Regions from separate parts of the Homo sapiens genome. Here region 2 is linked to region 1. A link is an interaction called in ENCODE POLR2A ChIA-PET data of the cell type or tissue named here. Cell type or tissue: PC-3. All regions are shown on one strand. Each heading gives the region's core, and the rest is flanking DNA. Links, peaks and the distances in the headings are about the cores only.

Region 1 (4,407 bases), core at 259-4,258:
CCTGGGACGATGCTTTGCATATGATAAAGATTCAGTTAACATCATTGATAGAATGGCTTTTAGAAGTTGTAATAATTTTCAGAAGCTTTGGTAAATAAATATCAAAATTCCCACTGCTTAGAAATAAATTTGACTCTCATCTTACTTTGAAATAACTTAGTTACCAATTATTGACTCCATTCTCTTATCTGAGCATTTATTGGGCACCTCATCACTCTCTATACTTTTTTTCCAACTACAGAACACAATATACAGAAAAGTATATAATTTCAGTCATAATTTTAAAATCTGGAGTCAGTGGCCTGAAAACTAACCTTAATTTAACCCTTACTCTCCCTTCCGACTTATACTACAGCCTTGTGCATGGCATGGTAGAGACTCCTTCCAGTTTGTTGAACTGACCTGAATTCAAATTTTTAGAGCAAGAACTTGAACTTAGACTTCAGTTACTAGTTAGGCTACCAATGTTCTTTGGTTCACGTAATTCACAATTAATATCCTTTCTTTCTCTAACGAATGAGACTAACAATGCAAGCCATCTATTTAATTTGAAAAGATGTTATGAAGATTCCATTCCAATTGCCATTAAACACTTGGGTATTCTCAGATGGTGTAATAGATGTAAGAATGTAAAGTACAATAACCACTGATTAAAAAATGGCCTCTGAGTTTACCTATCAATCAGCTATAGGAAAAAATAAAAAGAAACTTTAGTGTCAACTTTCCCATCTTAACTTTCTCAGTCTAAGCTTCATTTATATATACACCTAAAATATTTTTCTATAGATCATTTGCCTCTTTTACACTGAGGTTAAGGGCCTAGACAAGGAGAGGAAGATAAGAGCCTGCAAGAGGAAAAATATCTACAAAAATTAGTTTTTGTATGTGCAAATACAGAAATAAAGTAGAATATTAGTGTTATCTCTTTAAGGAGTTTGAAATGCTTTGTTCCTTGTGGTAAAAGTCTTTGCTAATCCTTAACTATACTTTAAAAAAAAAAAAGGTAAAAAGGAGAGCAACAGGCTAAAATTTCATAGTTCCCCTAATAAATAAAGCACTCAACTAAAGCAGAGGATGCTGACTTCTTGAATGTTTTACTTAGAAAATCCAAAACTGTCATAAAGCAGCCCCTCCATTTGTCATGAGGTATTAACGGGATACGGAGGGCAGAGCTGGGATGTCTAGGCCTACCCATGTGAGCTGGTTTTCCTGCTCACAGGGCCAGTGTGGGGTTATAAAGGAAGGGGAAAACTTATTTCTTCTCCTTATCTTATTAATATTCAACTCACAGTACAAATTCCACAGTACAACCTTTCAAAGACCCTAGTACACACAGAGAGATAAACAGAGTAATGCAAAGCTCTACGAATGATTTCCAATACATATAGTAACAGGGAATCATTTTCATACGGTAAGATTACGTGTGTCAAGGAAACGAGATGTAAAGGCAGCAGAATAAATATTAGCAATAGGAAATATGTCTAGAGGTGATATTTTCAGAATCACAGTCCAATACTTCCTCCCTAGGTCTACTGTGTCTGCCATTGAAGTTGAAGACATACAAGGAGCACTTGACAACTTGAGAACTGCGTTCAAGGAAAGTCTTTAACAATTCTCCTCCTCACCTCCACCCCTAGTCCTCACCTTCTCCATCTCGGAAATAGGAGGAGTCTGTTTCACTCATTCACAGGGCTCTCCAAAGAATTGCCCATAGTCCTTACCAACTTCAATTAAAAATGCCATATCAGTGCAAAGTGTTATCCTATTGTAATATTTGTATGACATGGCTCTTTCACTTTAGAATTAAAAAAAAATAGACTAGATGGTCCAAAGTGTATATTTGCATGCTAACTTCCACAGGAGGAAAGGCTATGTAAAAATTAGAGGAAAAACTATCTTGAAAACTAATTCAAGCATTCTTCTGTGTCATTGGGTGATCTCCATTTAATTAAAGAATTGTGATTGTAGAATGGGATGATGCAAACTCAAAATATATAAAAATGCTAGAAACACTTAGTCATCAATGATGATTCAGAATCAATGTGCAGGCTGGGCACAGTGGCTCACACCTGTAATCCCAACAATTTGGGAGAGCAAGGTGGGAGGATTGCATAAGCATAAGAGTTCAAGACCAGCCTGGGCAACATAGTTAGATCCTGTCTCTCGCTTAAAAAAAAAAAAAAAGAATCAATGTGCTATTTTATTTAGATGTTCTTGCTCAGTGAGGATTACTATACATTTTGCCTGTGATTGCCAGTTTTCATCATAAATAAAAAAAAATGTACAGCCTTGAAACCTTCATGGAAATAGTTTAATCTCTGAAAAGTCAGTAAGCACTTTGGTATCTTATAATGCTTCAATGTTCTTAGAATAAGTTATAATCATTATCTGGATTCACGGGTTTGAAAGATATCAAATAAATGACGGGAATTTCAATTACTACTGATCTAATGGTATGTCCTGGACTCTATTTTCTTTCTTTCTTTTTCATTTTTAAAATCCCTAATATTACCTTGTTTATTTCTCATTTGTTTTTAGTAAACAAAGATTGCAGAAAAATCAGAATGAAATTATATAGGTGGTTTTGGTTATTGGTATCTTGATTAACAGATGAAAGTTCCAGATTCTGAAGTAGTGGAAAAGAGGGGAAGTAGGGATTCTAGGCCTCTGTATGCTGGTAACCAGCCATGGGACCCTGAGTGATTCCCTTCAATTTCCTGAATATCAGATTCCCCATCAATTAAAGAAAAGTGTAACAAAAGTAACCTCCTAACAAATTTCACTTTATATGTTTTTTATGATACTTAGGGTGTAGGAAGACAATCATTTGTAAAAGTTTTTTTTTAAATGAAATTTGGCGGGAAGATGGATTACTTAAGGTCAGGAGCCTGGATTCTAGTTATCAATGCCACTAACCAGCTGAGAGACCGAGCCAAGTAAATACTTTCTGAAACAGGAAGAAGTATTAAATTAAATTAAGGTTTCAAAAGCTAAATGATTTCATGCAGGCCACCTATTAACATTTCTGGATCTCAATTTTCTCATCTAAAATGTTAAAGTGCTTAACTGGACAACCTTTAGAATCTTTTAGCTCAAAATTTCAGTGTTTCTGTATCATGTTACAAAAGTGGCCATTTTTATTATCTAGATTTGCTCTATCACTATGGTAGTCAAGTAGCCATTTTCCACACCAGTCATTATAAAGACTGATTAGCTGGCAGTAGATAGCTTCTGATTTATTTACCCATCGCTCATCAAAATAATTAATATCGTTCAGGTATTTATTGAGAGGGAACCAAATCTTGCTGATGAACCATTTCATTCATTTCTTTGTTCAGTAAATATTCTTCGAGTTTCTCTGCCTTCTTAAATGATAAATTGTTTTACCAAAATGTATTCGGCTTTAAAAAACAAAGACACTTACCTTCTTCGTGCTTCTTTAACTGTAAAATTGTGGCCATGGATATTTACCTCCATTACAGAAGGGCTTTGATGACTCATGATGTTTCTAAGGTGCATTGAGGTCCTTGATGGAAGGCGCTCCATCTGTTGCACAGTGTAATTAACATTATGAGTTTACCAAAAGAAACATAAGAGTCATTGTTAAAGAGCATCATGGGGGCTGGCTCGGCCTTTAGTCATAAGAAACTTCTGATGTAAAGGAAGGTAATAATTTATAATAGCTACTAAAAGTAACTTGGATATGAAAAGAGTTAGTTGTTTTTAAACTCAACACAGCCTTTTTATTAATTAAAGGAGTAGCCATGGTAATATCTTCAACATGTTTTATTTTTGAACTAATAAGAAAAACAATTAAGTGTCATGCTTTAGAGGCTTCTATGAAAGCTAAAGAAGGTAATATTCATACGAATTAGTCATGCTCTTCTTTAGAGAGTTCAGTTACTGCAGAGCTGGGAAATTCCTGGTCCTTTGGTCAACAGTAGAGAGATGCCTCCTCTACCATCTTTTGTATTTGCTTTACTCCTACAACACATGGCAGCAACGTCAGGGAAAAGGATATCTACTCCAGGGATCTAAGCCTGATTGCTTGACAAAGCCAAGTGAACGATTTTTCTATTTCAAGCATACTCTCTGAGTGTTAAAGAAAGCTCTAGGCAAGTTTCAGGGATCCGGAAATAGTTCCTTCTGATAGGTCAAACCTAACAGTATCATGCACATCTAGGTGTTTAGTAAAGATTGTTGATGATGTTGATGATGCCTAAGATGGTGTTAGTTATGGGAGCATGTGATTATTTTGATGACTTGGGAACAAGAGATAATTTTACTCTCAAATGAGCCACAGTTGACTGTTGTCGCCAATAAAAAAAGAGGAAGGATGGAGGCCATCATTCCAAGTGAAGTAACTCAGGAATGGAAAACCACTGTGTGTTCTCACTTATAAGTGAG
Region 2 (4,407 bases), core at 95-4,094, 110 kb after region 1:
TTAAGTTCTCTACAGACATTGCAACCCCTTATTGCCTGCACCCAGGGTGAACTACTCCCATCCCCTCACATTCTGCTGCAAAAGAAGAACTATACTTTGACTAAATTCTAGGCACTATGAGCAGCATCTTGAATTCTTAATAATGATGACAAGTACCAATGAAAATATGGCTCTTATGGAACTTATGATCATAGAAATTCAGCTTGAAAACCAGCGAATTAAAGCTTTAATTCATTAAAATATTAAAACTATTGTCACCTAAACAAGCTTCATGAGAAAAAGGTAAAATATTCTGATCGATTTAATTTTTTTAATTATTTAAATGTTTGAAATTTCTGTATTAGGGTCTATGAAATGGAGGAGATGAAAACCATATAGTGCTGGTCTTGAGGGAATTTTATGAGGCCATTTTGATGAAAGAGATTATGCTTATTATGAAAGAGGCCTTACTATACCACAAAAAGATAGAGCCTTTAAGCATTTGAGAAAATCTGGAAGCTTCCTGAAGAAACACCAGTATAAAAATCTCTTAATAGTACATACATAATTTACCACCAATACAATTAGGTTTAAATCATTTCCTTTTCCATTACTTGGACTAGGTGTGTATATATGTGGCGGGAAACAGGGAGAACTAGAAATGGAGAGCACATGCATAAAAATTGACCTGATCAATTAGTAGTATATGGATATAATGAAGTAGAGAAAACTTTTTGGAGAAAGAAGCAGTTGAATTCATTGAATTATACTACAAATAAATAAAAAAGAGTGTTTTGCTCCTGAATCAAATGTCTAGTCATAAAATGAATCAAATATTAGTATTCAAAAATAAAGATACCTGTAATTGAAGTTGTACATAAAGGTCAAATTTGAAAGTTAAACATGACATTTCTCAGTACGAACTTATCTTTATCACTGCACCACTCTTTCAAGAAGCATTTATAAAAATGTGACTATTTAAACAATATGGAAAATAAATCTACTAATATCTTAACAGAATTTATGCTTCCCAGAATAGAATTCTTGTCACCATACTTTGAGATACGGAAAGACTTGCCTTGAAAAAAATTGAACTTGTGTTCCACGAATGGATGAAACAATAAGTAGCAACCAAAATCAGTAAAGGAGATTCAACTCTCAGGATAAATATATGCAAACCTAAGCAGAGAAACTTTACTAAAATAGAAAGAGAATTTGACCAGCACTGGGGAATTTTATAGCCTGTCTCAGCATTGTCAATCACAAAGTTTGCTGTAGTACAATCTAAGTGTTTTCAGTTCTTTATGAGTCCTACAGTTGCCTATTGCAATGACGTTTAGGGTGGGGTGGGCATAGAGTAGTTTTACAGCAATAAAACCACTTGTTGAAATCTGCTCATTCCTTGCTTATTTTTTTACTGCTCTCCAACACTGACTCAAATTTACAAGCACTCACTTAGATCTCTTAAACCTGTTCAGGAAAAGATTAACTTTAAACACAGACACTGTAATATATGTGTAATACACACATCTGCTGGAAGCCATCTTTGTGCTTCTCATAGAGTTGGCAACATCCCATTTCTATCATAGGAAAGGAAACACATTTAAATGTGATAAAAATTCCTTAGGTATTTATAATATAAACTTGGAAAACGGATGTGGTGTATTACTTCTAAATAGTATTAGAATTTGTTAGAATTATGATATGTTTCCAAAAAACAGTATTTTACTTTTGTGAAGGAAAAAATAGAGATGAAATGGGTTATAGAACACTTTAATAATTAATTCTCTATGAGCATTTTACAGAAAAGACAAAAAAATCTTCCTAGCTTCAAAAAAGACCACATTTAAATCATTCAACATAGAATGAATTCTCTTCCAGAAACAGTACTTGAGCAACTAATATACATATTGCACAAAGCTGGATGCTACAAAGCAGTGCTTCCCAAACTGCACTTCTACTCCTAACAACAGAGTAGAGGGAATTACCTCCACTGAATTGGAGGGGATTATCTCCATGGAATTGGAGGGGATAGATCTACTTTCCAGAGGCAGGATAGCGTAGGTTATGCTGCAATAAGAAACATCCCCAATATTTGCATAAAATAGAAAAACTCTGCTCACTCCCACTTCATGTTCATTACAAGATGACTGGGGAATCTGTTTTATGTCACCCACACTCCAATATCCAACCTGATGGAGAATCCACTATCTGAAATATTGCAAGTCACTTTGGCAAAAAGAAGTGAGCTCTGGAAAGCCTCACACCAGCAATTAAATAATCTGCTCACAAATCATTAGCCAGAACTAGGCATGCAAGTTTAGGGGCCAAGAAGTGTAATCTATCCATGTGCCCAGAAAGAGAAGAGTGCTAGATCTCAGTAGGTGCCACATATCTACTCTAATTATTTTACCTTAAAATTATTCAGATTTTTCACTCTACTTCATACAAATCCATTATTATAAAAATAAAGTTTTAAATTACCACCAAGCAAAACTGACAAGTAAAATAAATTTTTATTCTATGTCACTAGGTACATACAGTGGTAAAATCATGAAGGACCTTTTCAGATATGCAAACAGTTTTGCACTTGATCTTGAGGGTAATAAATAGCTATTGAAGCAGCAGGAAGATCACTTGAGCCCAGGAGTTTGAGACCAGCTTGGGCAACATAGCAAGATCCTGTCTCTATTTTTTAAATTAAAAATAAAAAGAAGATTGTACAACCAGATTGGTTGGAAGTAGATGGATTTGAGAAATATTAAAGTCAAATTGAAAAAATTTGGTGATAGATTATGGAAGTTAAGAAAATGAGAATCTAGCATGTTTTCAAGTGTGCTGGTAAGCTAGGTAGATAGATGGCATAACCATTCCCTGAGAAGGGAATAAAACTGATTTAAGAAGGAGAGATGAAGAGTTCCATTTTGGGGATTACAGTTAGAGGGTAAACAGCCAGGCACAGTGGCTCATGCCTATAAATCCCAGCACTTTGGGAGGCCAAGGCAGGCGGATCACTTGACTCCAGGAGTTTGAGAGCAGCCTAGTCAACATGATGAAACCCCGTCTCTACTAAAAATACAAAAAAATGAGCCAGGCATGGTGGCAGGCACCTGTAGTCCCCACTACTTGGGAGGCTGAGGCAGGAGAATTGCTTGAACCCAGGAGGCAGAGGCTGCAGTGAGCCGAGATCACACCATTGCAATCCAGCTTGAGCAACAGAATGATACACGGTCTCAAAAAAATAAATTAATAAATAAGAAATACGTAGTAAATGTATACATGTTTAGATACCAAAAAAACCCTTGGAAAGCTGCTCTGCCCCATTATAAGTTCATACAGTTTAAGTGGGACTGACCAAACCCATCAGGCCAGCTAGAGTTACCCATCCTCCTGGTAAAGGAGTGAACATGTGCCCCAAGCTGAGTCAATCAGAGCTTTCCCTGGGATTTTTTCCCCCAAGTTCTTTTAAGAAAGAGGCTTAGACTTTTCACTACAATCCCATTTGAAGAGATGATACAAACCTATATCTCCTGGTAGCTAACATTACCACAACATGAGAAGAGGATGCCTAAGATTGAACCCACTCAGAGAAAAATAAAGACAAGATGCTTAATGACAATCTAAATTCCTGGGTTCAGCTATGTCTACCCACTTACATAAAGCAATAGATTCCTATTTTTGTTTAAGCTACACTGAATCAACATTCTGTCACTTGCAACTCAAAACAAAACAAAACAAAACAAACAAACAAAAAAACTAAACCAAAAAAAAAAAAAAAAAACGACTAAGCCTTCATGGGCTGGGAATCCCAAAAGTAGTCAGCCAGAAGTCACTTGAAGCACTTGCAGCTTTTGGAACAAACAGAGCAACTAGCAGGACTGGAAAGAGGGAATTCCACTGGGGGAATATTCAACTCAATCTTTAAGCTTTGTCTTGATTCTAAGTCTATGAAAATGTACTTAACATTCTCCTAGAAAGGTTATTTCCTCCTCCCTTCTTCTTTATGATGAAAGGACTTTAACATCACTCTTTCATTATATGTTCTCCAATTAAGGAATATTTTTATTGAGCTACTTAGTAGCTTTATCCTTGGGTTATGGGTGAACAGGGAAGAGAGTTAAGGAGATACCGTTCAGAATTGAAAGCACACTAGCGTAGCACTAATATTAAAGAACAAAAAATAACTTCAAGTTGCTTGGCAATAATTTCCTCCTCTTCTTCATAAGATGTTCTATTAGTTCCAGTTAACTTAGATAAGGTTAACCCAAGTATGGGCTGATGAATGAAATGTAAGGTTTGCATGGGCATTTGGAATCAAAAGATCTAAAAGGATGTTGCTAACACCAGATGTACTAGCAGGCACAGTTCTAACCATAGGATTCTTGTTGGGAAACTGTAGAGCAGTTCCCATCACATTTAGCCCATATC

The links. Peaks named below come from ENCODE experiments on the same cell type or tissue, not always from the same donor. Only the 100,000 strongest peaks of a DNase experiment are listed, where the experiment ranks them.
Region 2: POLR2A ChIA-PET joins it to region 1 with 5 read pairs; 3 of 35 experiments call an interaction of 5 or more read pairs at or near these places.

Annotation. Positions count from the first base shown.
Region 1 is chr13:73,410,757-73,415,163 of GRCh38, reverse strand. No RefSeq gene overlaps it. Among named protein-coding and RNA genes, the nearest start is that of LINC00392, 150 kb to the left of the region's middle. In PC-3, for the core only: no CTCF peak of the experiment used is centred there; a DNase peak (open chromatin) is centred at 2,063; H3K27ac peaks cover 3,022 bases.
Region 2 is chr13:73,304,683-73,309,089 of GRCh38, reverse strand. No RefSeq gene overlaps it. Among named protein-coding and RNA genes, the nearest start is that of KLF5, 250 kb to the right of the region's middle. In PC-3, for the core only: no CTCF peak of the experiment used is centred there; no DNase peak of the experiment used is centred there; H3K27ac peaks cover 2,514 bases.